2 separate regions of the Mus musculus genome follow, and region 1 is linked to region 2. The links are chromatin loops, found by intact Hi-C in ENCODE. Cell type or tissue: left cerebral cortex. All regions are shown on one strand. Links, peaks and the distances in the headings refer to the core of each region. The heading gives the core; the rest is flanking DNA.

What was found. Hi-C counts contacts between places; a loop is a spot of excess contacts. Peaks named below come from ENCODE experiments on the same cell type or tissue, not always from the same donor. Only the 100,000 strongest peaks of a DNase experiment are listed, where the experiment ranks them.
Region 1: it touches region 2 in a loop (4-fold over the local background); 6 of 42 quality-filtered maps call a loop at or near these places.

The regions. Positions count from the first base shown.
Region 1 is chr12:116,639,897-116,656,405 of GRCm38, forward strand. The region is part of intron 2 of Ptprn2 (protein tyrosine phosphatase, receptor type, N polypeptide 2); the gene reads left to right. Among named protein-coding and RNA genes, the nearest start is that of Gm31336, 110 kb to the right of the region's middle. In left cerebral cortex, for the core only: CTCF peaks have their summits at 8,863 (motif pointing right) and 9,074; a DNase peak (open chromatin) is centred at 8,873.
Region 2 is chr12:117,017,800-117,034,308 of GRCm38, forward strand. It overlaps Ptprn2 (protein tyrosine phosphatase, receptor type, N polypeptide 2), which reads left to right. Exons shown (of 23, transcript NM_011215.2): 12 at 5,005-5,069. Among named protein-coding and RNA genes, the nearest start is that of Gm10421, 130 kb to the right of the region's middle. In left cerebral cortex, for the core only: a CTCF peak has its summit at 8,172 (motif pointing left); DNase peaks (open chromatin) are centred at 7,331 and 9,021; H3K27ac peaks cover 773 bases.

The DNA of each region.
Region 1 (16,509 bases), core at 7,594-10,093, 380 kb before region 2:
CAGGGGGACAAAGATTAGAGATTTTTATTATTAGAGATTCGTGATCTTTTGAGACTGGAGAGTAACATTTAGAGATAAGAGATTTTGGAATCATTTGGACTGTGATAGAAGTAGTTCCAGTCTGTAAAAATATGAACATCTTGTGCGCCATCATTGCTCATTGTGCTGCACCCAGGCCAAACCATTTGCAGCAAGACAGTGAGGTTTAATGGGATCTCTGAGTGTAAGGAGAGAGCAGCTGAGTATACTGATGGGAAGAGTCCATTGTTAGAGACTGGAGCAATAGAGCAAGCAGGAAAACATGACAGAAGGAACTCCAGGAGCAAGCTGGGAACATGTGGGGAGGGAGAGCGAGGATGGAGCAGAGAGAGTGTCCCAGTAAAGAATTTCAGCGGGAGGCATCCCTAAGTGACCCAGAGACTGCTCTGAGAGAAGTGTCCCAACTCACAGATGAAAAGTGTCCCTGTCCAAGTGGTGGGTTCCCAGGAGCGCAAGAGAAACTCCCTAATGCAATGCCATGACTTCTGTAGCAGTAGTAGGCTCCAGGAGCCTACAGAGCAGGCAACTCTGAGTTGACACCTACCCTAAGTACCAGGAGAAAACAACTGGAGAAAAGAAGCTGTTGAAGAGGTGGACTCTAAAACTTGGAGTTAAATATGGTAGGTGGCAGAAGCCAGGAGAAACATGTCAGCATCTTGGTTGGTTAGGAGAGGCTGAGCTCCCTGGACAGGGGTCCATTTGTGCTCCTTCCAGAGTTCAGGATGTGTTAGCTAGACGTATAGACATGCTTCCGTGGTTTTATTCAGGAGAAAGTCTTTGTTGTAGATATGAGCAAAAGGCATCTAGGGAGAGTCTGGAGCAGAAAGAAAATGAAGTGGGTCAGACCTGGCCAGCAGACTGGACTGCTGAGAACACAGGGCATAGAGGATACATAGAGACGCGGGAGCAGAATGTTAGAGAGAGCGCAAGGGCTGGGGAGAGGAAAGAGAGGGGAGTGGGGAGAAAGATGGGGTGGGGAGAGGCGGAAACAGGAGGGATGCCCGGAGCTGGAGGAAGTTTAGCAGAGGAGAGGTGAGAAGGGCTAGGATGTTAGAATAGAGTTTGAAATGGGTAACAGGTATTTGAGATCATGGGGGAGCCTGGAGGCCAGCAGGAGTTTGATATGCTAATAGGCACCACAGGTAGCCATTTGTCCCTCTGCCAGAGGTGGGTGGGAACCAGCTTCAGAAGTTCCGAAGAAATGCTGGCTCTTATCTCACAGTCAGATAGCTTCCTGTAGTCCCGGTTGAGCTTTGGAGTTTGGGGAACAAGAGTTTCATCTGAACCTAAAAGGAACAAAGGTGGAAAACAAATATACCTTCCCTGAGGGTTTCCCCTCTTCATGTGTAGGATATTGAATCATGGTGCTGGGGAAATGTCCTCAGAAATCCTTACAGGTTTGGATTGTGATGTGTAATTTCTATCTCCGGAAGAGGCCCTCGTTCTAAACCTGCCCCATACTCCTAAATTGACCCGGGGAGCCTTTAGAAACATTGATAGCACCTGTCTTCCAAGGTCCGAGGTCACCTTCTTATGTGCTGGGGTTGAAGGCCATTGTGGTGGAACTCAGGGGCCAGCAGGTGTGGTCCCTGCTCCTGCCCACGCCTGTGCAAGCCAGCTAGAGGAAGGGCTTCCTGGAGCAACCTGCTCTGTGCTCGTGCGTCTCTTCCAGTCAGAGGTCCCACCTGTTTCCCTGATCAGGTTGCACAGACATCAATGTTTTTCTTGGTGGTTGGGTGGGGAAATAGGGAGGATATGAACTTGGAAGCCAGAAGCTGAGGTACAGTGCATGGTCATGGAGAGAGAGGGGAAGGAGTTGTGTTGAGCTGCGCTGCTCAACCCCTGTTAAATAGAGTTGCCTCAGGAACAGGCCCATTAATTCCACCCTGTGCTTCCAACCTAGTGGAGATTCCCTTCTCCCTCCTCTCACGTGGGAGTCTAATAACGTTTCCCTTCCAACAGCTTGCTCCATTCAATTAGTGTGATGGATTTGGGGTGGATGGAAGTGTGCTGAGCGGCCCCTCCCCTTTTCACACACCTCTGCTGTTAAGTGGGAGCCCAAAGAGCAGGCCACATTGATATGGGCTTGGCAAGAGGGCAGCACGAGGCACACAATTAGGCTGGATTTAGGGCCTGGGTGTGGGCTCTGTGGCCATAAAAATGGGGGCTGCCTCAGGCTGGCACTCTGTGTGCTGCTAGCAGCTTCTGCTTAATGGGAATTCTCAGCGGGCGATTCTGATGTATTACTTACAGCTGAGCCCAGAGAGCGCTAACTTCTTTTGCAATTCTCTTTCTCACAGATGCAATTACTGGAGTGAAATTTGGTCAGGGGGATGCACAGAGATTCTATTTTAAGGTTATTTTCTCTCCTTATAGAGGAGTGGATAGTGATTGTTAACTACTCTGGCAGTGCAGCACTCCAGCCTAAAGGTGAACACTCCCCGCTGCTGGCCCCTTTGCCTTAAGCGCGTGGCTTTGTGTGGCTTGGCATGATGGCAATCCTTTCTCATGTCCTGTCAGCTCACTGCATGCCAGGGTGTGGATGAAGTTGGTACCAAGTGGCTGCTTGTGTGTTCTGCTTCAGGCTGCCCTCTGATTCTCTGAGTTTCTCTGTCTGACTCTCCTCCGTTTGCCTGAACTTGGTATTCTGAGTTGCTCAGACTTTGCTGTATCACCTCCGTGTGGCCCAACTTAGGTGTCCCCTGGGAAGGCCTAGCCTGAGTATTTGGAGGAAGCCCAGGGTGGAAAGCGCTGAGTTAAGACTACCACGTCCAGGTGTTCTGAGCGGCACAGCTGTGTGGCGCCTTCTTGCTTCGGATGATTCAAGTTCAGAGACTTGTGGATCTGAACTGAGGATATATCTCAAACCACAGAGGCCCTTTCCCTGGGCCTTCTTTAGGAAAACAGGGGGAAAGGTGTGATACAGGCACTTTTTGACAACCTGTGTGATTTCTGGGAGAGGTATGAGCCCTACTGGGCTCTAGCAGGAAAGGTCCAGGGACAAGTCTCATCTACCTGTGAGCTACAGATCCAGATCCAGGGTGGGTATGAGTGACTTCCCAACTCGGTGGATGAGTCTTCTTATTAGATCCAGTGTTAGGTCCCTGTGTTCTATTTGCTTAAATATGCAATTCGTTTACTTATCCTGTGTTTGGATGTATATGTCAAGTTAACCGTAGAGTAAGTTTGAACATACTCTAGAAACTAAACAGAATCACTTTGTGTGATTCTTCTTCTGGTATCCTCTTGCCCCCAACTCATTACAAAGGAGACAAAGGATTGCTTTACATTCTGAACACAACTTTGGTTCATACTTGGCATCTTCACTGTGGATTTTCCTATAGATCCTCAATCATGTTAAAATGAAGGTCTACTCTTATGAGGTAAGGAAGGTAATGTGACAGTCACGTGGAGCCAGGTCCTTGTCTCCAAGTCAGTATGCACATGACCTTAGTGTGTGACCCCATGGATAAGATATATCTGCTGTGCTGAGTTTACAGGGGAGGAGCCTGAAAGGGTTCCATGATGTCCTCAGGACCATATCGTGAATCTGATCAAGCCCCATCACCTGAACAGTCAGCCCTTGAAATCATGGGGTAGCCTGACCTCTGAAGAGAGTTCTCACCTGAAGTAGGCAGCATGGGGAGGATAATGTGATGCTTCTACCAGATGTGGTGGTAGACCAGCTGGCATCTGAGGTCCCTGTTTCCCAGTAAAAACTCAGACTAGGAGGAGACAGAATTGGCTGCTGGCTCACCTGATGGCCTTTTAGGGTCTGAAGGAACCAGCAATGTGCCTTTCAGCCCCAGCAGCCATTGATTGCTGGTGATATGGTCAGGCTATTGATTGCTGGTGATATGGTCAGGCTATTGATTGCTGGTGACATGGTCAGGCTATTGATTGCTGGTGACATGGTCAGGCTATTGATTGCTGGTGATATGGTCAGGCTATTGATTGCTGGTGATATGGTCAGGCTATTGATTGCTGGTGATATGGTCAGGCTATTGATTGCTGGTGATATGGTCAGGCTATTGATTGCTGGTGATATGGTCAGGCTATTGATTGCTGGTGACATGGTCAGGCTGTTGATGCTCTGCCTGGTCATGATTGGTGAGTGCTTTGGCTAAAGTTGGTCAGGTGCCTTGGAAGACTTGGTTGCTTGACACCTCTGTCCTATCCCTCAGAGGCTGGAGAAGTAGCTGTGCCATGGAGGTGGCTGCTATATAGCCCCAACTCAGATTCGGAGTATTCTCAGGCGTGTAACCATTTAAAGGTGACTCTCAGCAGGCACTGGGCTGGTGCAAGAAATTCTTTATTTTATGTATTTTTTTAAAGAATGAGTGTCCCCTGACTGAATGTATGAAAATCCACTAACAGTCAACACACCAGTCAGCATAGGCAACTTGCCACTAGCACAGGGGTTATTTGAGGGTGACATTCAGAGGTAGCCACAGCTTTAATGTTTGTGGCCTTTTTAGAGCTTTTAACCCATGATAGCACCTGGCCCCTGAATCTACGTCAACCCACAACAGCTCTTGGTCCGTGGGTCTAGAAGGACATAAGCTTGCCACTATGGGTTCTACTTGCAGACACAAAGCTCAGCCCACACTGCTGCTGCTTGCCTGGTCCACTTGGACCTGCGCAGTCAGTGTTACATGAGTGAAGGTGACTCTTACTCTCAGGCAAGCAAATTCAAAAAGGAAAACTGATGAAGATCCTTAACTTACTCTCAACAAAGGAAAACATGAGTGTGTTCATCTGGGACATACTTATTCTTTAGTGACAAAAAGTCCTCTCCAGGCATAGGAATGTGGTTCAGCTGGTAGAGTTCTTGGCTAGCATGCACAAAGCTCTGGTTGGATGCTTCTTACCACGTAAAACTGTTGTGGTGGCACATGCCTGTAATTGTGGTGGCACATGCCTGTAATCCTAGCACTCTGGAGGTGAAGGCAGCATATCAGGATACTGCAGGCCATTCTATGTCACTTAGAAAGTTGTAGCCAGCCAAGTCTACATGAACCCATTTCAAAGTATAGAGAAGAAAGTTCTCAATAGTTAGCTACAGGTAGCCACGCTAGGAAGAGGGGAGAAAGGCATTAAAGGCACATGGCCTCAGGGCTCCCTGGAACAGCTGAGCTGCATGGACTCAGAAGTAGGCACTAGGACCGGTTCCCCCAAACTTTGGAAAGCAAGTGCATAAAGCCAGCTTAGGAAGACACCAGTTTTTCCCTTTTTGAAAAACCAAACTGTTTTTAGAGAGGTGATATCAAATTTCTTAAAAACCACCTTCTTCTACCCTTAAAATATTTACCAGAACCTTCAGTATTTGCTGGACTCTATATGTTCTGTGAGGGCTGCTCTTTCCTCCTGGAGTGTCAGAGGGATGATAATCAGCCAGGTCATCACTTAGAGACACTATGGAGGTCCTCAGCCCGCCCTGGCTCTCTGCAGAGGGCAAGCTCATGTCTCATACATTGCCATTTGCTCAACATAAGGCACCTGCAGGTTTCTACTGTTTACAGTGTAGACTCTGTACTATACCTTTACAGTATGGAGAAGTGTGTGAAGGCTTCAGAAAAGCCTGCCTGGATCTCCTCTCCTTCTCCCCTCTTCTCTCCTTGGTAATTCATTGTCCTAACAAGGGCTCAGCCATCCATCTCCAGCTCCTATCTTTTTTAGGTATAGTTTGGCAGCCCTGAGCCTAGCAGGTGGCACTTCCACCTGCAGGTAGATCCATAGGATCTTTGTCTTCTATAAGTCCCCCTTTGACACCATACAAGAGCTCTGAGATCATGTGTGGAGACTGGTTTAGGGTTATGGTCTTTGTAGGCCTTTTTATTAAGTAGAAGAAAAGTGATTTCCAGAATGGTCTCATGGTATGACAATTAATATTGTTTCTTTAAAAATAATGTTCACAGTAACAGTGTTTCAAATGGTGTTGTGATAGAAGAGACAAACACAAAGTTACTCTGCAAGCACAGAGTTCCTGGGAGAGATGCTTCCCACTGCATTGTCCAATTGACCTATTGGACCCACTGTTGTGTTTTATAAAAAGAAAGAGAAGAGCCAGGGAGATGTTTGGTGCAGGCACGGTATGATGGGAGGGGGTGCTTCTGCAGGCCCATTCTGAGGCATCCCTTCCCCCTGAGGTACCAGCCACATGAAGGTATAGTATAGAATAGAGTTTATTTAGGGCATAGGGAGGGGACTTGAGGGGGTAGTAGAGAGAGAGAGAGAGAGAGAGAGAGAGAGAGAGAGACAGAGAGAGAGGCCATGAGCATATAGAGAGGGAAGAGGGGAATGGGAAGAGACAGAGAGGAGGGTAAGGGAGCAAGAGAAGAGAAGAGAAGAGAAGAGAGCAAGAGAGTGAGGAGGGGACAAGCAGCCTCTTTTATAGTGAGTCAGGCTTACCTGGCTTTTGACAGGTAACTGTGGGGCGGAGCCTAAATGACATGCCAATACCCACTCTCCTTTTCTTTTCTTGAGGCTGAGTTGTTGCTGTAGCCAAGTTACAAAGAGAGTCATGGATTTAAAGAGGGTTGCAGACAGAGGAACCCCAATCTGTGCACTCTCTTTCCTGATCATTTGGAATTTCCCTGTGCTCATCGAATGACTCATTTTATTAATTTGATTTGGTGACACTCAGTAATAAACGTCAACTTTCAGGAACTCATATTTAGCATCTAATTCTGGTGAGGGGACACTAATGTCAGTATCCTCCACGTCTATGTTTCCCTTGGTGAGAAAGAAAGATGCACGGCAACTCTTCTTGCCCTTGTCTTCAAACTTGACTTAAGATTCCACTCTGGGTCAGCTCTGCTAACCTGCCCTTTGTGATCTGCCCAGGAAGAGGCAGTTGTGCCTTTTTCTTTTGGTTTATTGAGATTAGAAGACATATCATACTACCTTGGGTTGATTTTGCATTCAGTCCCACAGACATGCAGGGTGTGTGTCTTTATGTCTTTAGGTTTTCTGTGCCTGGCATGAAGGTATTTTTATCCAGCCCTGATAGCCACCAGATGTCAGTATAGCTGAGCAAACAGACTTCTCTGACAAAGGTGGCAGAGCAGGTGGTGGCTCTATCAGCTGGGTCCAGGTGAGGTTTGCTTCTTGCCCCAAGGGAATTTGCACAGAGCTGAAGCTCTGCAGGAACTCCAATGGCTTATATGATGGGAGACACTGATTTTCACTGTGTGGTCCCCAAGTGAACTGGTGGCAGTTCTCCAGATGTCTAATTCTGCAGCTTCATATTTTAGAAGATGCAGGGAGGATTGCAGACTAGGCTATGATGCCATCTGCATGGCTTAGGGCCCAGGACTTTGAAGACCAAATTTATCTTTGCCCACAGGACAATTTCCTATCTTGTTGGTGTTCCTGGGGGCCTTTGCATATAGTCTGAAGACCTCCAGCTCATCATTGCCCCAGCCAGAGGCCAAGCATTCTCTCTATCAGGGCCCTTTGCAGACTAGACACTGTCCTATGTGAACGATATTTACTCCCATCTTGTAGCTGAGGGAAGTAGAGTCATTTGCCTCTGGTCTCAGGCTCCCATCTGATGACTGTCTGCAGAAAAAAAGAAAAAGAAAAAAAGACAGAACAAAACAAAAACAAACAAAAAAAACCCAAAAACCCAAGCCATGGTATAATTCTAGAACTAAAGTCTCAAACCAGGCTCCCTTTTTCTGCATCTGTTCTGCAACTGTGTGGCTGCTTTGTGAGCAGGGGTTGGGGGGTTCCAAAGGTGTGTGAATAAGCAGAGCAGGACACAAATTTTGGATAGTTGTTGGCACTACGAGTAGATAAGTAGCTACCCAGGAGTGTGACTGGATGAAGAGACCCTCGAAGGCTGCTCTAAATCTGTGTCCACCTGGCTGGGGAAGAGTTGTCCGGGAGAATTTTCTCCTTGGGGACCTAGAGGTCACTAGGCAGCATTCCTCTTCTATGGTCACAAGGACAAACCAAAGCTCAGTTCCACTGAAGCCCCACCCCTCCCAGTTCCCACCTGAAGTAACTGATGAGTTCATTGGGCTTACTCACAAGCATGGGCGTATGACAGGACCCTAGTGTGTTCCAGGGTAAGCTTCCCTTCTCTCCATGAAACACACCACAAGTCTCAGATGTGGGGGTTCTCTTTGAGACTATTATTTATGATCTTAGTGTAGGGTATGCTGCTTTACTGTTGGAAAGGTATTCCCAAGTCTCACGAGTCTAAGTCTTCCCATGTACCTGCAAGCCACCCCATAACACAGCAGGCAGATCCTTCTGCCCAGTGGCAAAGGTGTGTGTGTGTGTGTGTGTGTGTGTGTGTGTGTGTGTGTTACTTGCCAGTTAGGAGCAGTGACCATGTCCTCATAGCTGTATGCTGTGTCCCTGTTAGGTATGACATTGAGACAGAAATTTCTATAGAGCCTAGGCACAGAGCAGCTGCATTCAGTGGCCTCAGTGACCTGAATAGGTAAGGTCTGGACTAAGCTATGGTTCACAGAGTTTCCTTTAACCCAGGCATCCTTTGTGGCCACTTGAGCCATTGCAGAGGGGCCTATCAGGCAGAGGGGCCTGCATTGCTGAGGTTGTTAGTTTAGGGTATGCATCTGGGAATCTTAGAGATATAGGATCTGGAGACCTGTGACATGGATCTAGGACTCTTGGGTAAATGGATACTGGAGGCAGTAGGGGGAACACACCAAGTTCTGGGGGATGGTGAAGTCCCTAGGATAGAGGTGATGTGACTACATTGAACTACTGTTCCTCAAAGAAGTCCCCAGTGTCTGCTCTGGTACTTGGCTAAATGGTGCCTAGTGTTTCTACCTAAGTCTCCCAGCAGGGGGCACAAGCACCATGAGTAAGAGACCATGTGGGATGAAATGAGATCAAGCAAGCAGCCAACATAAATAAATGCATCTGATATTGAGGGCTGCTGAAGCCCCAGCCTGACTGATCCTGGTTAGCGTCATTGCCCAAGGCATCAGGGAAACAAAAGAGACTTTTGTTTTACTCCACAGTGCCCCCTACCAGCCAACCAATCCAGTGTGTGGGGAATAAAGCTGGAGGTGAATCCCACAAAGACTAGACAGCACACAGTATCTTGGCAGGTATGCTGGTTGTGGTAGCATGGTGCTGCCGTGGGACTACCTTCCGATCTGTTGATGTCTTGAAGCTGGAAGGACTTGATGACATCATGCTAGTTCACTGGGATAGCCAGGTGTGGCCTGCTATGTGTTATGCTTCACTGTGTGAAATTAGACACTACAGGGTCGGGTGTATCCACTACACAGTACCACATATTAACTCCAAAGGTGTTGGCAGGCAGATTTACCAAAATCACAAATATGCATCACCTGTATAATAGTCAGAAGCTATGTTCCTGCAGGCTGTGGTACATAGTCTATGGAGCTTGAACTGGTTCCTTATGATCTAACTCTAGGATGCAATAGAAAACCAAACCATGCTTGGCTAGGTACTCCAAATCATATTGGGCAAAGCTGATCTTTATAAAAGGGCTCAGGTTGTACTCTTTGTAGGAATGAGACTACTATGTGCTGTTATATCTCTTGTGTGTGTGTGTGTGTGTGTGTGTGTGTGTGAGAGAGAGAGAGAGAGAGAGAGAGATGGAGAGGGAGAGAGAGAGAGAGAGAGAGAGAGAGAGAGAGAGAGAGAGAGAGGGAGACACACACACACACACACACACACACACACACACACACACACACACACACACTTGGAGTAGATACAAGGACAGCTTTCAGAAGTTGGTCTTTCCTCCTACCATGGGTTCTGAGGATCGAGTTCAGGTTGTCAAGTTTGTGTAGCAAGTATTTTTGCCCACTGAGCCATCTCTCTGACCCCTGATTGATTGATTGATTGATTGATTGATTTAATCTTGTATTGGAGAAGCCCGTTGGCTAGGGTGTTCCTGACTCCACATGCCACATATAAAGCAGTACAGGAAGAATTTGTAGCTATTCTAGGTGTCTGACCCCTTAGCCCCCAAGTCCTGCACTGCCCCCAAGGCCTATAATGTACGACTACATAGCAGCCCAAGACACTATCCCCAAAGGCCCCAAAGACCCCAAAGGCCTCAAAGGCCCTGGAAGAGGTTGCCTGATTATTTTTAAGTGACTTCAGTTATTTTGGCTAAATCATCGAAGATAGGAGAACAACTCTGACCTTAATAGGTTGAGACCACTGATAGGCTTAAGGGAGATTCTGCAGGCTTCTTATGTGCACCAGTGAAGTCAGCAAGGAGGAGGGTGTAGCACACATCTTCAGCGCCTGGGACTGAAAAGAGAATAATCCCTATGAGCTCAGAGCCCTCTGGGTTAATGAAAAGATCTGCATTGTGATGTGTTGGATTATTTAGGAAACTGCCATGACGGCCAGACTAGCTGCTGAGATCCTTCATCGGCTTTCCAGAGGACATCTCAAGGTGAAAATCGGCTGCAAGCAGGCCCAGGTGGCTGGGTGATTAAAGATGGCTTTAGTCTGCTTAGAGAGGGACAGGCCCGGGGCGTGCAATCCAAACCACCTCAGGGACTCTAAATAGGAGGCAGACCAACTCCACTACCATAACAGTACTCAGTGAATGATGCTATGTTGTATATACTCTATCTGAGATCATGACTCTCCCACTATGGACCAATGATGAGTGGTGGGGACCTAACAGCTTACTCAGAGAGCAGCTTGGTGCAGACTGTACAATATGGGGCTGGGATGGTTGGTTAATCTTCATTAACAGTTTGGCAGGATTTAGAACCACTCAGAAGACGTACTTCCCTGGACATTTCCAGAGAGTAGTTTTACTGAAGAGTATATTTGAAGGGGACACAGTAAAGAAAAGAATGTGGTGGTTGCTCCCTTGAGGGAATGTTTTTGTTGTACACACAAGAGAGAGCAAAATCTCTAGAGGCATCTTGAAGAGTCCAGAGCAGAGAGAAAACCAAAACAAAATAAAAAACCCAAAACCCAAAACCCCAAAAACAAACAAACAAACAAAGCCAAAACAGCCTGGGCACAGCCAGGGCTTGGGAGAATATCAGGAACAGTAGATATGCTGAGATAGCAGAGAGTAGCCAGAGAGAAGAGTAGAGAGTAGTAGGTTTTGGGGCAATAAGGAGTAGCTGAGTAGAGAGAAGCTCAAGAACTGGATCAGGCCTAGGAGTTTAGGGTAGAGGAGATGGGTGTGATAGGGACCAGAATGCTAGTGTGGAATTTGAAAGGTGTAATATCTACTTGTGAATGAGGACTGTAGGAGCCTGGAGACCAGCATGGACTTTGATATGAGAGGTGCCATAGGTATATGTCAATGGAGAGCCAAGGCCATGGTGAGGCAGCCCCATGGTCCATATGGCTTAGGGTCTCTAGCCAATGAATGTCCTGGCTTGTCATTGATGACCTTCTCCACAAGAGACAGTGGCATGAGGGTCTTCTAAGTCTGTGCCAGGAGGTTTACAGTAGACTTCAGCTCAAATGTCCCCTTCTGATTTGGGTGCCACATTAATGAAAAATACCGGATTCCCACACAGTTCCATGACAATTGATCCCTAATGATTTCATTGAAGCCATCATGGTATTTAATCTTAGTTAGGGTTTCTATTGCTATGATGAAACACTATGGCCAAAGCATCTTGGGAAGGAAAGGGCTTACTCACCTTATTCCTCCATATTGCTGTTCTTCATAAAAAGAAATCAGGACAGGAACTCAAGCAAGGCAGGAACCTGGAGGCAGGAGCTAATGCAGAGGCCATGGAGGGGTGCTATTTATTGGCTTGCTCTTCATGGCTTGCTCTGCCTGCTTTCTTATAGAACCCAGAACCACCAGTCCAGGGGAGGCACCATCCACAATGGGCTAGGCCCTCCCACATCAATTATTAATTAAGAAAATGCTTTATAGCTCAATTTCATGTTGACACTTTCTCAACTGAAGTTCACTTCTCTCACATGACTTTAGCTTGTGTCAAGTTGACAAAATCATCAACACACAAACGCAATGATTCAGTGGGAAAAGTGCTTGCTGTGTGAGGATCCGAGTTTGGATCCTCAGAACCCATGGAAAAGCTGGGCATGGAGATCTACATTGTAACTCCAGGGCTTGTGGTGGAGGCTGGGAGCTTGCTGGCCAGCTGGTCTCAAATTAGTGAGCTCCTGGTTCAATGAAAGACCCTGTCTCAAAAAATATGGTGGGGAAAGACATAGAAAGATGCTCTACATTGACTTCTGGCTTCCACATGAACATGCACCCCAAACATGTGTATGCACATGCACACACACACACACACACACACACACACACACAAACACACACCACACTACAAACCAACATCTGGCTTCTTGATAGTAGAGATCAAGCTTGTGGTATCGTAGCTAAATTCATCTGGGCTTCAAAGCTGCTGGCAAAGGCTCAAAGGACACCGTTCATGGACCAACCAGACCAAAAGGCTCATGACGTCTGTGAGAAAAGAACTCTTACTGGTGGAACTAAAACTGCTTCCTTGTCTCTGTACTTATCCTGACTGTAGTCAGTCTCCACCTGCCCACCTGCAAGCATTCGTATGGGTTCATGCACTGATCAACCTCACTGGGCTCCTTCTGGATTTCCCTGTGTGAATGGCAACTAATTGTGTCTAAAGCCAAAGGACAGCTCAATCAGATCTTGAGAGCCTCCAGGTATGCAGTGTATAAGCCCCAGGCACTGTGACTCTGGTGGGTTATGAGTGAAGCTGGTACTCTGGTGAGCCATTTCTAGCTCAACTTGGCTCAGCCAATGGTGTGATGAAGAAGATGGACAAGAGGTAGCTGCCTCAGGAACCTGTGTACTTCCCTAAGCCAGAATCCTGATGGGCGAATCAACTGCACCATGCTATGATGACCCACAGACTTGCGACCCTGGCTGAGATATCTGAATGGTAAAAAGTCAGGAGAAAGGCATGAGTAGTGGGGGCCCAATGTGCGAGCCCTCTTCCCCAGCATGAGTGGACATGCTGTATGTGGAGTGTAATGGGGGAGTTCACTGCTTTCTCCTGGTGTCAAAGATGCATCTGTTTCTCTGCATGGAGTCCACGAAGGGAATAGCACACATGAATCCTATGGCCCTGACCTTAGCAGGGCATCTCTCAGTTTGCTGTTAGTTAGGTCTGATCTCAAGTGTGGCCAGTTGTCTGCTATTCAGACCTGTCTGATGCCCTCTGAGCTCATCTCTTGGTTTTCTTCTTTCTTGATTGTAACATGCCACTTACTCTTCCACCACTGTATTGCCATGAGAGGCCTGGGAAGATGTTCTTTCCTTCTGCCCTGCCTCACAGTGATCCTTTGGTGTGTTTACAGTGGGGCAAAGCAGGGAGTGTCCACATGGCCACTGTGTGGTACTATCCTTCTTTGCTAAGCCTATCCTTCACTTTGGGCAGCCTTATTCCAGAGATGTATTGCTCTGCTGGTCATGGCTACTAGGGTACCTCAGTGCATTCTCTGAATTATGTTCATCTTCATCAGGATGCAGAAGAAGTGAGACATCAGTAGACCCCTCTCTCCCATTCATGAGCCCTCTCTTTATTGGAGTCAATTTGGTAGCCTTGTGCAAGGTCAGAGGTTAGCTGCATCAGAAGACGTAGGTGTAATGTATGGCATTTGGGGGAAGGGCTTAAAATTACCCAACAAATATTGAGTACCCCATAGAAAACGTTGAGTGCATAGTAGTGCACATAACCTAGAACTTATCTCCATGGGGCTTGCATTCTAGGGGGCCATTTTGATTTTCCTAATGCAAAGCTACTCTACTGAGAGTGTGGGAATTTCAGTCAGGCGTGACAGTAGAAGTAGGAGCCTCTCTTAGCCTAGGGTTGCAGTTTTGAGTGAGTTTACCATTTAGGATATAGGTGAACCTGTGCATAGAGGTTACATTCCTAACCCAACCTCTTTAGCATGACCCTGAGATGTGCTCCTCCTAGTGGCAGGGACCCCATCCTGCAGCAGCCTTGGAGTCAGTACAGGTGTGCCTTGTCCTGCAGCTTTCTGCTCACAGAGCCCTGCAAACCTGTGTCATTGTTCTTCTCAGATTCTGGACTTTCCTGGTCCTCTCCTTTTCACATTTAGTTTTTCAGCTCCTCCCCTGCTGTTTTGGACATGGATCCTCTTCTCAAAAATCTAATCTTACCCACTATGATGACAACATTCTTGATTGTTAGGGTAACTACATCTGGAATTAACTAAAACCCAAGCTTGGTATACTTGTGAGCGATTATTTTCTTCATTAAGTGATGTTGAAGTGGGAAAGCCCACCTTTCATCTTTCGACGTGGAAGATCCACCTTTAACCTGGGCCAGGCCTTTTGCTGGCATCCTATTTAAGAACATGGAAGATGGAAGCTTTTTGTTCTTTGCCTATTGCCCCCACCCTCCCCAGCAAGACCATTCCTTCTCTGGCGTTAGAGTTTACTTCTTCGTTACTCCGGTGTATACTGAAGATCAGCTGGGACATCCAGCCTCATAGACTGAACAACTTCTGTATTCTTGGGCTTTCCATTGGTAAACATACATTGTTGGACTGGCTGGGCCACAGCCTGTAAACTCTCTCTCTCTCTCTCCCTCTCTCTCTCTCTCTCTCTCTCTCTCTCTCTCTCTCTCTCTCTCCCCCCCCCCTCTCTCTCTCTCTCTCACACACACACACACACACACACTCATTCTGTAGGTTCCTCTAGAGAACCCTGGTGAATACATTGACAATCTGGACCAATGGGCAGGAGACTGCAAGAGAACCCAGTGGCCCTGTCTGAGCTGCAGTGAATTTACATAAGCGGTCCCCAGCTTCTTATGTCCTTTTCTGGGCATCTGCTGGGCTTCCTGTCAGACACTGGGAGCCACTGTCCTTTCCATGACCCTGTCCCTTTTATTCTCCTCCTTCAGTTCCTTCCACCTGTTTTAAAGATGCCTTTCTCCACTGATATGCCTTCAGGGTACTCTACTCTGCAAAGACAAATGTCTAAAACTGTACCTCTGCCCTTCCTGCTCTTGTTCTCCCGTAGAGAACCTTAGGTCCTCCAAGACCACAGGGCCCTGTGACTACTGCTGCTGTCCAAGGTGTCTCTTCTGATGCCGAGAACCCTCCAGGTCCTCCCTGTGGGTGATTCTTGTTTTTGCTTTCCATTCTTTATCTTGGTTTGCACAAATCTTCTCTTTCAAAGCTGGGCTTTGGACATTAGCAGATGGAGTGGCATTGCTTGTCACTGGGAGAACAGCCCAAGGTTATTTTCTGCTCAGCCTTTACCTGTCAAGTGAAGCCATCGTGGTGATTTTACATGTTCTGGGAGTAGGCAGGACTGTGGGGACTGTTGGTTGGCATTTGAAGAGCTAACCTGGTACGTGCAGATCTGCTGACATGGTAGGGATGCCTCTGTCTTTGTGAAGGATACTATATGTGGGGCTCAAGGTTCATGAGAGTGACAAAAAGCCCTAAATCCTGCATCCCTGTGTGGCTGCACCCCACAGGAAAGTCTGCACTCATGGCTAGGGCCAGGAGGCTGGATTCAGTGCTGGAGGACTCTTTTTTTCAGAGCAAGGCAGGGTCAGTGACTTCAGTATCTTGTGTTTTGGATCTAATTGAAACAGAGACCAGGGGTTAATGAGCACCAACTACTTTCATTAGGTTTACATGGACTTGACCTCACAATGATGCAGGAACAACACCGATAATCAGAGACACTGGCAGCAACTGCCATACAGCAGCCTGTTGATTTTGATGGCTATAATTTTGTTATGATTCAAGAAGATTTTGCAGTTAGGTTTATGAGGAGTTTTGTGTCTGTTAAACATACAGAAATAAAGCTAAATAAAAACCTTGGAAATCTACGTAAATATGAGTGTAGAGATGGTAGGATGCCTTGGATTTCACAAAGTCTGCTCTGTCTACCTAAAGTTTGGACAAAAACTGATTCAGCCAGTTCCCTAAAAGGAACATCAATATGTTATTCCCTTTCTTTTGTCAAAGTTTATGGAATGTATAGAGTCTGTTGAGTTTCCTTGTAGTGAATATAACATCTAAATATTAAATCTCAGACTTCAGGAAGAGTCATAGATTGGACATGGTAGGTAAGGAAGGAAGTATAAATGCCCTATCTCTTGCATCCCCAGGTGGGATGATTCTAGTGCAATGGCCATTTTAGTATCTGGAACATTCCTGTGAGACTGACTATGTGCCAGGCTGTGCAGTGCTAGCTGACCTGAGAGCATATGAAAAGAAATTCAGCCTCCCTGATCTCACTTGTCCACTGTGCTTCCCCCCACCCAGGTTTTGCTGTGTGCACATGTGTGTGTACATGTGCATGTGTGTGCATGTGTGTATGTTCATATGATGTGTGGTATGTGTGTGCACATGTGTATGTGTGGGTGCATGTGCATGCATCTGTTTGCATGTGTGTTCCTGCATATATATGTGTGGTATGTGTGGTGTGTGTGGTGTGTGTGTAGTGTGTATGTGTGAATG
Region 2 (16,509 bases), core at 6,624-9,123:
CTGAAGCCAGAGACGTGACACAGATCACAAAAGAGCTCATCCGCAGAGCTGGGACAGAGGGGACAGGAGACAGAAGGGATTTCTCTGGGGAAGTGCAGTCGTAAAGCTTCTGGAACATGGCTGTCCTTCTAAATCCTGCTTACCTGCCACCTCCTCAGGCCACCAAGGGCTTCCTGATGACAATGCTGCTTCCTGAGGGAGCTAGAGAGTTGGGCTTTGATGCCTGGTGTGAACAGAGATTGTGGTAAGGGTGACTAAACAGATAGGGGGTGTGGCTACTGTGGTCATCAGAGCTCTCAGGGAAGCTTCTCCCACCCAGGGCTCAGAGCTGGATGCCCATCCACGTTTACAGTTACCCAATCAAGATACTTAACTGCTCCTGATGCCCTGGAGCTAAAAAAAGAGTCATTCAAATGTGTCAACAGGGAGACATTACTAAGCAGAGCAATGAAACCAGGAACCACAGGAACCAACAGAAGGCAGAAGCAGGCCCCTTCGTGGGGTCTGTTTTGCACCTACTGTCTAGACCTTTCTGTTTGCTTGCTTGGCCTTTCATGTGGAAACAAAGAAGGCTTATCCACAGGGAGGCAGCCATCCTGGTGCATTCTGGGTAAAAAGCCTAGGAACACTTCAGAGTAAATTGACCAAATACAGGCGTTCTTCCCCAGCTGCATATAGACTGGGAAACACGTGTGACCTCTCCTAGGAAGGAAGATGGTTATCCACTGTCTCCCTACATAATTCTCACAGCCATTCACAGAGCAAACCCTGAGGAGAGTGAAGCATTGTAGGCTGAGCCACATGTTAGGGACTACAGACTGATGCTCAGGGTTCCCTAACTTAGATGCTAGGTATGAGAAGCTTGGACCCTCACTTCATAATAAAGGCACTGAAGACTCAGAGTAGAAAGCAAGACTGTTTTGTTTTATGACTTTGCAGAGCCAGACAGGAGCCCAGAATGGTGGGCACTGTGGCTGAACACAGAGAACCCAGTTCCCGTCCTCCCTTTCTTCTTTGGCTGAGTTATCAGGAAGGCTCAGCCTTACACATCATCTAGGACTTACTTTACCTTCTGATGCTTAACATTTCTCTATTTCTTAATAGACCATATGTAGGTTCATCTCTATATGTTTTAATTGTTTTAAAGCTTATCAGGACTATGAGAGTGTCATCTCTGCAGGTCTCCAGGAAAACTCGCCTGTTAGTAATTTTCTACTCTAACTTTTACTTGGGTATAGGGAGCTAGACCAACAGAGATGAACAGGGGACCAGTGTTTTCTGTTCAACTGTAGCTGAACTATACTGGCTCAAGGTAAATTTGAAAATAGGCCTTTTTTCTTTTTTAAAATTTCTTAGAAGTTATAGATCCTCTCTATACTGAGAGCTGAGCCATGGTGGGTGGAGTCTGGATAGGGGACTATTTACCAAACATGAATGTGACTGACTCCATAGTTTAGGGCAAGTATCTTGGGAATAATCTTACCTGAGACTTTTAAGACATAAAGTGGCAAGATGTTGGTAGAAGGGTGGGGAGGCTCTTCCAGAGATGCCAAGTATGAGAGAGAAATCTAAATAAACCCTGTATCCTGAGCATGAAGACAGTGCCATCAGGAAGCACCAGAGGCCCTGACTGGTGACCAAGCAGACCAACCTATTCCAGTACAGCTGGGCCACTGATCAGTGGTAAACAGAGTTCAGATGTGAGAACCAAGATAGCAGTATACATGGGATTCCACAGACTGCTCAGATGGTCTTGTGGGACAGAAAGCTGTGTCGTTATTCAAAGATATCCCATCTCATAAAGGCTTTGAACTGTCTGTGTGCTGAGTAGGTCAAAACCTCCTTCTCAGGAGACCTCAAGGCACTTATGAAAAACAAAACACCCTGTTTCATCATGAAAGGTTTCCCAGAACCTTCTATCTGGAGTATCAATGGCTCCTACTGGAGCCCCACCCATTCTACCTGGTTCTCTACCCCTCTACCTAGTGGCCCTATCCCCTCTACTTGGTCTACCTAATACTCTACTCCTTCCACCAGAAGCCTCCCCTCCACATAGCTTGACAGCTAGCTGGTCCAGGGTTTAACAACTGTTCAACTGCTCTTCGCTTTCTCGAAATTTTGATGAGTGACTCCTTCTTTCAGGTCTGAATAGCAGATCTTTAGAATGGACTGTCTTCCCAGACTGTCAGAGCAAGTCTCAGACTCCCAGGTTTTGAGAATGGCTACGCTCTATAAATCAATGCTCTGGTAGGCCAGTGAGGGTGTTCCTCTTTATAGATTGTCACAGACCCTAAGGACAGAAGCTATAGATGACAGTGGCTTGTGACCCAGAGCTCAGAAATACAGTCCCTTTCCCCAGTAGTACACTTGCTGAGAATCCTCTGTCCTGTTTGTGGAGTAGAGAAGGGAGCCTATAGTCTGGGTGGCTTCAAGGGTTTAGCAAGGGAAACTGTGAACAGAGCCTGCCTTGGAGCTCGGCTGAAACAAGTGTTCAGAGGATGCTTTACTGTTGTTTATTTACTTCATCATTTAGATTACAGCACATACCTGCTGTTAGTTTGAGAATCGACCAGGAGGTCCTTCTTTCCTTCCTCCCTTCTCCTCCTCTTCCTCCTCTTCCTCCTCATCTTCCTCTTCTTCTTGCTCTTCTTGCTCTTCTTGTTCTTCTTGTTCTTCTTGCTCTTCCTCCTCCTCTTCCTCCTCTACCTCTTCCTCCTCTTCTTCTCCTCCTTCTTCTTTGGGCAGGTAGTCCAGGCTTTTTTCAAGCTCGCTATGTAACAACTGATCCTGTTGGCTCCACTTAGAGCTCTCTGCCCTCTACCAACTGGACTACATCCCAGCCTGGCTCTGTACTTCTAAAACTTCACCTGCGCTTTCATGAGCAGACTGCCAAGTCAAATGACATCTCACCCACCTGTCTATGGCCCTGAACTGGCCAGACTGTACTCATAAAGGCCAGAGGGGCAGGAAGCATGCCTAAAGCACAACTGTGTGCTGGTCAGGTAGTTAGAAAGGTACCAAGCTCTGAATGGCAAAGCAGGGTCTCTGCCCTGAAAAGCCATGGATGAGCTGTGCAGCTCTCCCCTGTAGGGTCTAAGCACATGTGGTCATGCACTGAAAGTGGTTTGCCGAACAGTAGTGGCTGAGAGCCTGAGAGGCCACTCGGCCAATCAAGCCGTAACAGATGCTTTGTAATTGCTTGTGGTTGCTCATATTGTTGACTGAATTTGTTCAGGCTTATTTATCAAAAGCCATGCTTGCATATACAGCAAACAGAAATTTCCAGATTGGCCAAATTGAATTCCCGATGTACTTTCACACCTAGAGCATTTATCTGTGGTTTTCCAGGACAATGTTTCCAGGCCTCAGAGGTGATGGTGGTTCACTTCTTGCAGCCTTACAGGCAGGGCATCCTGGGGTGGCCTTTCAGCTAGCTCCCTCCAGAAGGAAGAATTGCTTCCTCAGCCTGGGCTGCTTCTGTAACTAAACTTTCCCTCAAGCAGCCACCCAGATAGCTCTGTGACACTTTTCCATGCCAAGGCGACACTATGGAGCCACAGAGACACTGTCCACCAGGCCTAAGATAATCACCTGCCTTCTAGGAAGATCTGGCTGGCCCTGGGCTAGATTATTCAGCTTAGTCATGTATTGGCTGACTGCTTTCTATATAATCTCTAACTCTGAAATCTTTGTTCTCTAGCAAGAACTGGAGTGTTTACGAATTCCATCTTTAGGTCCTTGGTCAGCCTACTTAGAGTTGCTGTTAACCCACTCCACATAGCCACCAGGCATTACAAGAGATTTGCAAACCCATCATTTTATACCTCAAGGAACAGGCTCTTGCCATCCAAGTTTTAAACCTGTGTGGTCACTTGCCCCACATCATGCCACCACCTGAAGGGATCCTAAAGTTCCCCATCCCTACCCTGGATTTCTTTATGTCCACCTCACTCTTTCTGCACAGCCAGGATTGCCTACGTGTAAAAACGAATGTCCATTTGTTAAAGGGAGAATTTTTTTTCTATAAGACAGTCCCTAGAGGTAGAGAAGGCAGGTAGGCTATAATGGGATATTGTTTGTACATCTCTCAAAGACATAATTCCATTAGCCAAGATCCATGCAGGTAATCACAGCTGATCCTTTCTTGTTATCTCATTCTGTATTAACAGCAATTGCAGTGCTCTCTCCATTCATGGGTCTTTCAGTAAAATTCTAGGTTTTCTTTTCTTCTGGTTTTTATTTCCAAAATGACAGGAGATTTATCCAAAAGAATATTTCTACTAAATCATAAGCCAGGGTCAATTGCCTCGTGACATACTTCCTCTCTGGGAAGCGGGGGCAGCTGTGTCTGCTGCCCTGGCATTGCAACGGCTAAGACTTCATTTACATCTGCTAATTGTTTCCCCGAGCTCATTCCTCCTGGCATCATATCAAATAGAATTTGTTCTCTGAAAGTCTTCCTCATGTGAAGTCGGGAGCAGATAAAGGTGGGCTTTTATTGAAACAAAACTATCATGTTTTGATGTTTCTGATGGGGACGTGGATTAAAAGGGAGTGAAGTAAGGCCTGGATCCTGTGATGTAAACAGACAGGCAGCTTTTTCCAAGTGCATGGGGTGCTAGTAACAAAACATTATTTCCCAATGGGTATATGCATAGACATACATGTAACATTACACCATTTTAAAATAAGAACTTCAAGTTTGCAGAGTGTGTTTACATACAATTTCCCATCAAATCCTCAAGGACCAGAGATTGCCTAGCATGGCATGCCTTCTAAGATGGCGTAGAAAGTATAGAGAGGTGCTTTGCTGAGGCAGACCAGATACTGAGTGGGACATGGGGTTCTCCATGTCCATGTCCCCCCTGTTGCTCAACATAGCATCTCCATGAAGTCAGACGGCTCAAACAGTTGTTTGAGAGAATTCATCAGTAGAGAACACTCTCCGATATCCCACCCTTCTCTATGCTGACGTTCTTTTGATTTTTCTTTTTCTTCTCACAGCTGACAACAAAGACCAGCTGGAGAAGGCAACTGGACTGACAATCCTTCAAAGTGGAATCAGGCCGGTGAGTAGGTTGAGGAGTATCCTTATAAGAGATGGATGCCCTCACGCCCACCAGGTGTCTCAGTGCTGGCTGGCTGGTGAAATTCAAGAGCATAGGTTTGGCTCATTGTGTGGCTAATCCACGTAGCGTCTTGTTGGCTCAGCTGGTAGGAGATCGGTCCTCCCAGTGTTTATAGATGCTGACTAATGGTGTAGGCAAATGTGACTACTTATGTTATGCCTTTGAAATCATAGTTTTGTATCTCCCCAAGAAAAATCTATCACAAACCAAACAGGAAACTCCAGGAAAGATGATGATGTATAGGACTTAAATTATTGAAAATGAGTTAGTTCCTGGAAATCACTCTTTCCTTGGGAATTTGGTGTCTTTGTTACTTAGACATGTGTGTTTAAACAAAGGTGCAGAGCTATGAATCTGTCCTTGAAGTGACTTGATGCTGTCAGACTCTTTGGTGTCCAGCCATTGCCTCGCTGCAACCAGACACTATGTCTTCTCTGTGCCTGCTGGTGGCTGCTCTCTTGGCCAACTGACAGTGTAATGAAGTGCACATGTAACAGTGACTGAGGTTCCTCCTGGGAGCTGCATGTAGCCACTCACAAGTCAGCGTGGACCAAAGCCAATCTATGCTCTTGTGTCTGAAATTCAGATTTCACAGCACTTGCCATTAAAGTTAATTAAGTATTAAGGAGTGCTTGTTTGTAAGTGTTCCCCGCTATATACATTGGCTTGTCCTTACGGAACCACTTAGAGACTCAAAGCTGCTTTGCAGAGGCTCTGATTCTGCAACCAGGTCTTTGGCTTCTGGAGCCAGTAGCTGTTTAATTGGTGGCTGTTCTCAGAGACCTGGACTTCCTGGAAGCTCTTAAGAGGGCTTGAGTGCCTGGGGGCGCCTTAGTTATTGACAGCAGAGTGAGAGAGTCTATAACTGATAGAAACTTCTCAAAGGACATTCTAAGAGCCTGACAAATGTCACTCTTCTCTGTGTGTTCTTGAGGCTATGCTGGATGAGCAGAGCAGGTGACAGCTGAAGACACTCTGATTATTTACTGTTTCTTTAACAGCCAGTGAAGTGGAAGGAAGGAAGAAGCCAAATGTCTTGGGGCTTCAGATCTCCTATATCTAAATGAGGGACAGTGGCCATGTCAGAGAGAACAGTGTGGTGTGGAGACTGGACAGTGGGCACTTAGATGTTACTGCCTGCCTCTAGCTGAGGACAAGTTTATGTGCTGGGGGCTATTTCCAGTTCAGTTTCTTCTTTGGGGAGAAATGGTGGCATCCAGCCATTGAGAGCAACCCACATTCAGGCAGCACTCATTGGTATGGCCCAGTTTCAGAAAATGTAGACACCGTGAGTTGAGTGTGTAAGCCACTCAGGAACAGGCAGCAGGTGCATAAGACCCCACTTCACACGGGAGGCCACGGTGTGATTCATGCGTTTGGTTGCTGAATACCTCATCCCTTATTGCAGTGTGGCCTCCGGCTGCTCCAGGGCAGTCAGGATGCACAGTGGGCCAACCCCATTGCTTAAGATAGACCTGGTTCTCAAGCATTTTCCAAGCTTTTCTTGGCTTCTTTCATAAGACCCACACTCTCATACCCTACCCTGAGCCTGAGGATTGGCTCTGCAGTGGCCTGTTCAGAACACAGCTGCTTGTTCTGGGGTGGAGAGGTTGGAAAGCTGTGTTCTCATCCTCCTTATGACCCCACCTTACAGGCTCTGGCCTCCAGCACTTTCCTTCTACCAAGGAATCTAGGCTTTCTCTCTGGTTGCCTGTGTGTTCACCATAAATATCTGTTTCCATTCTGCAGTGATGCCTTTAGAGTAGTCTTTCTTCTTACCTTGTGGCTCCATGTTCTATGCTGCTCTACAGGTAGTTAGTGTCTCTACCTCAGTCTACCTCATGGTAAACAGTCTACCTCATGGTTCTGTATCCTCTACTGTAGCATAGGTCAGTCTACCTTGGAAGAGCTTGTGCAGGTTTTCTTCGATAGCAGATATAAAATGTCTGGACAGAGTTAGCAGGAGGAGACTCCCCATTGACCTCAGCCTCACCGTTCTGCCATGCTAGTCACCTTTGCTCCTGAGATTCAAGCCAGCAGCCCTCAGAAGAGCTCAGCCTGCTGCCACGGTGCTTCCTGGAGATAGCCCCTTATCCCAAATATCTATTTTATAATCCCTTGCTTCAACCAGCAGCCACTTTGAAAGCTGGTGCCTCTTGAACCTTTAGCGTTGGCTGGTATCACTGCCGTGGCCTTGAGCCCAGCTCTCCACATGTTTCCTTGGCATATCCCTTGCCAGCTCTAGGCTGGAAGCTGCTCTGACAGGCAGAGAACATTTACAGTAGCAAAATGGGAGGAAAGGATTCAAGCTGAGAAAATTTTTAGAAACCTAATCATATCTTTTTCCTAATTTTAACTCTCTCATCCAGTAAGCCTGGTCTTGATGAATTTTTTTCTTTCTTTTCTTTCTTTCTTTTTTTTTTTTTTTTTCTTTTAGCGTATTTCGAATTCTTTTGATTCCTGACTCTGGAATGTAAAGCAGAGTGTGATTGCTAGAAATCTAGCAGCATTTACAGATCTGCTCCAGGCACTTGTAATTCACACGTGTGATGACAGATAGCAGAATTAGAACCTTTTAAGCCAAATAGAAATATCTCAAAACAAAATTTACAGGAAATGAGGAGATTGTGGTGCACACACGCATCCCGAATAGATGGGTGGTATTTTGATGTATTTCGAAATCTAATTTCTGACACCTTGAAAACTTTTCACATTTTAGTCACATTAATGAAGCTGTGTTTCCTCCAGAGGACAATTATAATAGCCCTGAAGAAAAGCTCAGAATGTGCTGAGAAACCAGCCTAGAAAGTTTTCCACCAGGCATGGGTCCCCCTCATTATGGAGTGGGGCTGCTTCTAGTTCTGATGCTAGCCATAAACAGCCTTGAAGCTTATCTGCCCAACCTTGAAGGCAGACAGAACAGACTATCTGGCCCAGCATCACCATGGTGGCCTTAAAGACCACAGCAGGGAGGAGTCCAAGAGCAGTGCTTGTGGGGGAAGGGGCAAGAGCTACTCTGGTGGAACTGAGCTCCTCCTGCTGGAGAGAGGCTTCCCACTCAGTGGAGTGGCTGAGACCAGATGTGGGTTCTCAGGAACCTCTCCAAAAAGTTTCCAGACCTCTTCTAAGAGTCAAGGAGGTTTGCCTGTGCAAGCTCAATAACTGTTCTTCACAGACATCCAAACCCCTGTAACCATCCCTGTGCCTCTGATGCTCCTGCTACTCAGAGCTTAAGGAAGAATTTTGTTCAAAGGAAGGGACTGTATGCTTTCAAATAAGTCCATCTTCCATGTCCATTGGAAACCCCAAGAGTTCTTGGGGTGCTTCTGCCCCACAAACTACTGGGGCTCTCCTAAAGCACACCCTGGCTGAGACCCTGTGTAGGGGATCCATGGTTGCAAAGAAAAAGCACGAGGTGTGAGGAAGTGATATGGGGAAGCAGCCTCATTTTCTCCAAATCCCACCTTACCATACTCTGTTGATGGAAGTGTTGTAGCTTTAAGCCTCTTTCATCAAAAATCCCAGCCCAGGGCTATTGAGAAGGCTCAGTGGATAAAGCCAGTTGCTGTCAAACTTGATAATCTGAATTTAGTCCCTGGGTCCTACATGGTGGGATAGGCAGCTGTCTCCCACAGGCTGTCCTCAAACCTCCATATATGTATCGTGGCATGTGTCCATGCATGCACATTCACACATGCAATAAATGAATAAGTAAACAAACATGTCCAGTCCAGTGGCTCTAGATGGCTAAGAGGAGCTTGGGTCCTGAAATAATATTTGGGCCAAATCAAATGGGAGAGCCATTGTGCGGCGGGGCCCTCTGTGCCAAAAACATAAAGCCTGATCTTTTGATTTAGAGTTTGAACTTGCAGCATTTATGTAAGGAGTCCACTCGCCAAGCAGAGAAATGAGAGGAATAAAAAGCTTTATGAAAGAAGAAAGAGTTGGAAGAAAGGAGGGGGAGTCTTAAAATATAAAACTGGAGGAAGGTGATGATTGTAGTGCAATAAATCAGGAGAATTCTGTGATTTCCTTGAAATCACTAAAAGAAAGAACTCTGCCTGTAAGGTGGCTGCATGTATATATATTGCTGACTTTAAAACAACCATATATACATGTGCAGACACATTGGTGCCTTTAAGGCAGCAATACATACACATGCAGACACTTTGCTGCTCACAGGCCAGGCATCCTGTGGTGAGGTTGGAGGTTGTAAGTTTGTTCTTCAGTATCTTTTGGCCTATTCCTTTGAAATCATTAGAGATTCAAGATGCCGCAAACTGGACTAGAGAATCCCTACATAACACTCACCTAGCAGGTTTCCCCTTGGATCCATGAATATAATTGTAGGGCGTCAGTAAAAACAGGAGATTTTTACTATGTGGAGTGTGTGCAGCAGCCCTGAGTCAGTAGTATCACACTGTACCATCTACATAAAGATGGCATACAACTGTACTAAGTGACAACACATCCACACCAACGTGAGCAGGCAGCCCTGGAGATGGTAAAGTCACCTGGGTCTCCACTGACTCTGATAGACTGTGACACTGGTGTCCTTGGCCATCATGTATCTGTGTCCACCCCACAGGGTGTGTTGTTCCTAGGCAGAGCACAGTACGCGATGAAAACCACCCCTGACCTTCGGTGAAGGTTGCACGTAGATAAATGTCAAGGATGATAAGCACTGGGAGTCATCGGCAGAGGCAGGACAGGCCTGTGGTGAAGTGGGTGCTTGTGCACCCTGATGTGGGAGGAGCTCAGGGAAACCCTTCACACAGCTGGTTGCATGGAGGAGATCAGCATTGTCAGTGAACCTGTAAATAGGAGGGGATTCTGCAAGCCTGGGGTCTTGGGTATGTATGAGACAGTGGTCCAGCCTTGCTGGGTTCCAGGCTCCAATCTAGTGTCCATCACCTTCACCTAGTCCTCCTTGCTACTTATATCCTGTGACTATTCGAGTAATGGTCCCTGGGAAGTATGTGCTGTGGTTCCCACATGGAATGTGGTGTGGCTGAGTGACAGTGATTCGGCAATGTCCTGTGCTGCTGTCAGCGATGCCACTGTGGTAACAGTCCCACCATGCCCTTCTTGCTCCTTTGGTTCATTTTGTTTTGACTCTGTAAGCCAAACGTGCAGGTGTCATTTCTGGGCAATAGAATCGCTGCTTTTCCTTGGGTGGCCATCGTCTCTACCATGGGTAGCTCAGCCTGCCTGTAGGTATTCAGAAGAGCCACGGGAGCAACCAACGTGTGTCCAAGCATGTATAAGAAGGGGGTGAGGTGTGAGTGGAGTGGCAAATACAGATGTGGCAGGCATTCGAGTGAAGGTCGCCGGGGTCTGGGTTCCAGATGTTCTTGTTGCCATGTCTGATCACATATGCCAGGAGGCCCTGCAGAGAAATGAGAATGTGTGCTTGCCTCATGCACACTCCCTCACCCCCGTTAGCCCATGGATCATCTGGGAACAAGCTTGCTATGATCACAGTGTAGAGTGCTGTGCCCTAGGCGTCACAGGCCCTCTGAGAACCTGGGGAAACCACAGGTTCCACAGGCATTCCCCAGGACACCAGAAGCCCCTTCTGTTCCCCACTGGGGGTTCCCAGTGGGGACAGGGAAGGAGCCATGTCCTGACTCCTTGGGGACACACACTGCCCTTGGGATAGGGAATAGGGTGCTCTTGTTTCTCTTCTGCAGGACCCTCATTGGCATTCCATGCACATTCACCTCATTTTATTCTAATCTGCATTTCTTGACAAAGGAAGCGGATTTTTTTTCCCTCTTAAATGCAAAAGTGCACAGGCCTGAGAAAAGACTGTTGACTTGTCAGGACTCCTAATTTGTGTTTGAAAAGGAAAATCTGCATGAAATTGCATTAAATATCTGGGGCCCCATCTCGCTTTTCCGTGTTCAGCTCCTTCACAGCCCTCATGAGTGGTAAGCAGACTAGACAGAAGTTGAGGTTCCCAGCAGCCTGTCCATTCCTGGGCTCAGGGAGCAGATATTCAGCTCTGACTTCACAAACCTGAGGCTAACAGCTCTTCACCTCCCGCCTCCACTGCTCTACACGGCAAAGAAAACTGCACCAACATTCGTCCCACTGTACTTGCCGTTTGCACAAATATGAACTTACAGTGAATACCTTTCTCTCCTGAACCACCGCCGAGAGCACCAAGCTCACATGGGCCTTTCATGCTCCCCTGTGATTCGGAGGCAGAGAGCAACTATATGATGTAGCAGTTGCCATAGTAACAAATTCAATTTTTATTCAATATCAAAGTAAATAGTCACGTAAAATGAAGTAAGTTGCATCAGACGGTGGCTACCCGCTCTTCTCTCTTTCCTAACAATTTCATATGCTTTTTTGAAAAAAAAAATTGCATAATGTATATTTCAACTGCAGTGACATGACTTACTGGCTACCTGGCCCAGGGTTGACAATGTTTGCCTTTCTCACCTTGAGAAGCAGAGGAACCACCCTGGCTAGTGTCTTCATGGGCAGGATGGCTCCTGGCTCCTGTGAGACCATGGAGCCTATGAGCTTGGGAGCAGAAGGTGATTTTCATTTAACAAGCTGAGGTCTGGAGAGGTGGCAAGCACTCAGTCTGTTCAGAAAGCCTCCTGTGGTGCTTCTAGCCAAAGGCACACAAGCTGACCTGCATCACCCACTCACACCCTGCTCATATCACCTACCTGCTGCACTCTGGTAAAGAGACCATCTTGCCCTATAACATATGGGAGTATGCCCGCTTGAGGGTCCACCTGTAAACTGGCAAGTGCTCTCCAACAGACAGATAGGTGTGTGCCTACCTAAACACTCCACCGCAACTGCTATACTTATGCTCCTTGTCAGCAGGTGTCACTGAAAGGCCACTGAACACAGAAGTCATCGAGGACCTTGGCCTAGCATGTCATTGTTACTTCTGCCCCTAGCAAAGCCAGACACTTCAATAACCATAAACACACATCAGTTCTCGCCTAGCTCATGTGGCCTACCAAGAGGAGCACAGTCTCCATGGCATAGAAAAAGTCCCTGCTTGCCTTTGTGATTAGAAAATAAAGACAAGAAAGCCTCACACTACAGCACGACCTGTCCCTCTACACTGCTTTTACTAGGACACCCAGGGGCCCAATGTAGCCACTCATGTCAGCCTCCTGGACTCTCATTCCAGCAGACTCTACCCTCTTAATTACAGAAGATAGGAACTTATTAGTAAACCGTGATATTCCATGTGTTCCTGCAAATTGCTCTCCTGCTCCATCTGTTCGGTCATGGCTGGCTCTGCTTACCCATTTCCAGGGTCTCCTACAACTGAAGGTCAATTTGACCTGTCTCCCAGAAACACAGTACTGTTTTCTGAGTATCAGGGTCCCAGCGATGCTAAGCAGAATACCACAACCTAGGTGAAGTTGCTCAGCAGAAAGCTACTCCCGCAGTCTTAGAAACTAGAATTTCAGTGTAGAGGGGCCCATCTTGCTCTGACATATTTAGGGAAAACCCACTTTGGGTAATTTGCACTCTAATGATCCCCTTGTAATGCTTAACCTTGATATCCACATTGACTAGACTGAAAGACTCCTACGAGATTTGTAAGGCACATCTCTCAGCATGCTCTTGAGGGTATTTCCAGGGGGGCTTAGATTATGAGGGCTGTGACCTAATCCGTGGATGATTGATCAATCCACTGATAAAGTCAAATCTGAATGGAGTATTGAGAAGAGCTGGAACTGTGGAAGGTCGGTCCTGGAAGAAGGAAATAGGGGTAACTGGCTCTTTCCTGTAATTCATTAAGTGAAGAGCAGCCTTGGATGGTCAGCCTTACTCCAGGCGAGCCTGTGACCATGACTTGACCTTCTAGAAACCATGAGCCTAAGGAAGCTCCTCTCTCTTTATGTTGTTTACATTGGGCATTTTGTAAAAGCTATGAGAAAAGTAATTAATATAGCACTCCTTAGCTTGTGGATGCATATCCACAAGCTCTGCCTCCCTACATTGCAATGTGGGTATCTGTGTATCTGTATCCTTTCTTATTAAGAAAACTCTATGTTGGATTTAGGGTATAGCCTACCCTATATGACTTTATTGTAATATGATTACACCTGCCAAAGTCCTGCTTCCACACAAGTTTAGGTAGAAGGGTTAGAGCATTTTTTTTTTGAAAAGATATTAATCAACCCATAGTACGCAGGAGTCAGAGATGCCCCAGTCCTGTCTAGAAATGACAGTGTCAGTGGCTGGTTGGCCTACAGCTGAACATTTCTCCCATGTGAATGTGGTATGCTTAAGTTTCTTAAGTGGCTCTAAACTCAAGTTGTGTCTCATTTCTCCAACATGTCATTCTCTAACAAACATATACCTGTTACAGACCTAACCATCTGTCCCATTGACTCTAAACATTTTAAAGCTCCACCATCAGAGTACATATGAAAAAATAAGATGAAATATAAAGAAAGTTATAAGAATGGGAAGGGGAGAGAAGAGGGAGGGTGAGAAATAGGGAGCAGGGGAGAAACAACAGAAATTCTATTTGACGATGCCAAAATAAATCCCAATTCTTTATAAGCCGATAACATTTTTAAATGATAATTAATTGAAATTATGTGTTTCTGTGATTTACTTTAAACTATTAGAAGTCTGTGAGTAAAGTATTTTAGTATCTTTCTCATTCTTACCAAAGACAGGTATAAGTGGTGACAGTTTCAGCCCTGTATCTAGAAGGTGGCCTAAGCAGCAGATACTCACCCTTGCCTAAGTCTAGAGGCTGAAATCTAATATTGAGGTACATACAGAGGTTCCTATAAGTTCCCTGAGGCCTCTCTCCTTGCTCATAGATGACATTGTCCCCATGTCCTCTAATGGCAATCACTTTATAAGAGTCCTAATCCCTTCTTTTAAGAGCTCACCCCATTTTACCATAATGCCCTCTAGAAGACCTTCTCTACAAAATACAGCTACACTCTGAGATGCTTTCCCGTCAGAGATTCACAAGCAGGTTTTGGAGGAACATAATTCAGTCATCATACTGGCCACGGTCACTGGTAACCTAGTACTGTCTTTTATCTACTACTTCATAGCCATGAATCGGTAACAGTAAGAGAAAAGCTGTATCACAATGCCACCAGGTGAGGTGTGGCTCCTAGTGACATTGTATTGCTGTAAAGAGTACCTTCCATGAGCAGGGACAGGTAGGACTACGTGAATAGGTCCCTCCTTGGTCAACCTTTAGTGGAGACATGTGACAGTATCCCTGCCTCTCGCACCTGAAGCAGTCAGCTTGCCCTGGTAGAGACATAAAGGCTCTACAAATTGTGTTGAGATTTTACTTTTTGGAGCAACGGTTGTCTGTTCCTTTCAGTTTATTGGAGGCCTTTTCATTTGGGTGTTGCAGGTAGAGTAATGAATTTACTTGAAAAATGTCAGCAGTGCTTATGAGGCCACGTTCTGCAGCAACATTATTAAGCTGCTAATTTCCAGATCTTCCCTAAGTGAATGCAAACAAATTCTGGTCCTCAAAGCCCTGCTAATATACAATGTTCAATTTTTAATTTCCAGTCCATCTTAGATTATGGGAGTGAAAAACAATATTTAATCCCTCGTTAACACATGAATGAGCGGAAGCTGTCACTTTCAACCAGACAATACCAGGGGTTATCTCAAGAACTGTCAGTTTATGTGAAAACATTATGTTGCCCAAATTTTCATAAAAATTAGTAATGGATAATATTCAAGATCAGAGCAATAGAAAGAGAAAAATCTGCATTCATGGTAATAAATATTCATATTTGTCTGCTTGAGAGATGAAAATCTAATCAAGGGGCTATTGATGCACTGTTATTTTTTTTTTCAACCAAGACGTTTCATCTAAATTGGGTTTGATATGGAAATCAGTTTTAGTCAAAGTCCTCCAGCCTTAGCCCATGGGCTGCCCAGGCGATATCCTGTATGGATCCAGCCCTGGTGCATACACTGAACCACAATTAGGGTGACAATACCCTCTCTGCATGCGAGCCCCCAGAGGTTCATCTGATGGAGTCTTTTGGAGCCTCCTCCCCACTGTAAAGGAAAAGAAAAACAACAGTGTAATTTCATGCCAGCTAACTCCTAGCTATTGCAGGGTTAAAATTGTCCATGTTTTTGCTTTTGTTGACAATTACCATAAATCAGAAGACACACACTCTGCATGAAGCTTTATGAAATATGTATGATTTTGAAGAGGAAAGATGGTGGCTGCTGGATGTAGCCCTGCGTGCATATGCTCATGTGTGCATAAGTGCCCATGTGTAGGACACATGTGTGCATGTGTGCATGTGAGTGCCCATGTGTAGGACATATGTGTGCATGTGTGCATGTGTGCATGAGTGCCCATGTGTAGGACACATGTGTGCATGTGTGCATAAGTGCCCATGTGTAGGACACATGTGTGCATGTGTGCATGAGTGCCCATGTGTAGGACACATGTGTGCATGTGTTCATGAGTGTCTGTGTAGGACACATGTGTGCATGTGTTCATGAGTGTCTATGTGTAGGACACATGTGTGCCTGTGTGCACAAGTGCCTATGTATAGGGCACATGCGTGAGCTGATGATATTTGCTTGAAGCTATGCTCTTCCCAGGTATTTGAAAAGAAACATATAAACAAATACCCATCTAGGAAACAAGGCTGCACAGAAACCACACTGATCCTTGTGGTCCCAGCAGGAGTCATAGCCCTTCTGCCATGAACAGACACATCACTACAAACATCCCCTGCATTCAAGTCTCCCTGGACCACAAGCCCCTGAGAATAACCATTGGGAGCCAGGACCTGGCCTCCCTTAACTTACTGACAAATTCCTAGGAGGACTGAGCCCTGGCTAAGATCCCAGTGTAAGATGCTAGGGCATCAATCACAGAACCACAGGAGGCAGTCTCTGTCACATTTGTCCTCTAGTGACATTGACCAGGATTCAATAGGCCACTGTAACTTTGATAGAGGTCAGGCTGTGGATATAAGTACATATTGCAGAAATCCTTTCCTAACTTACTATCCCATGTTTCATTCCACTGGTCTCCCCATCCCCATGGAAGTAGAGCTAACCATGGGGCAGCTGCTCTCCCCACCCCTGGGCCAGATGGAGCCAACCATGGGACATCTGGGCTGTTTTGGAGAAGTGTTTGAGGATGTAGTTTCTAGAGTCAGATGTTGGCCTATATACTGAATCTCCTCTCACAGCTTTTTTGGACCTAAGGAAGGTTGGCTGGAGAACCAGAAAGGTCTCCCATCAACCTTTGTAACATGTGCTCCTGGCATCTGGAGCCAAGGTCTCCTTCCAGCTCACTTGAAACTACTGTCCACTGAGCTGCTGACTCTGATGTTGGGTCCAGAGGTATTTGTCCCTCTGT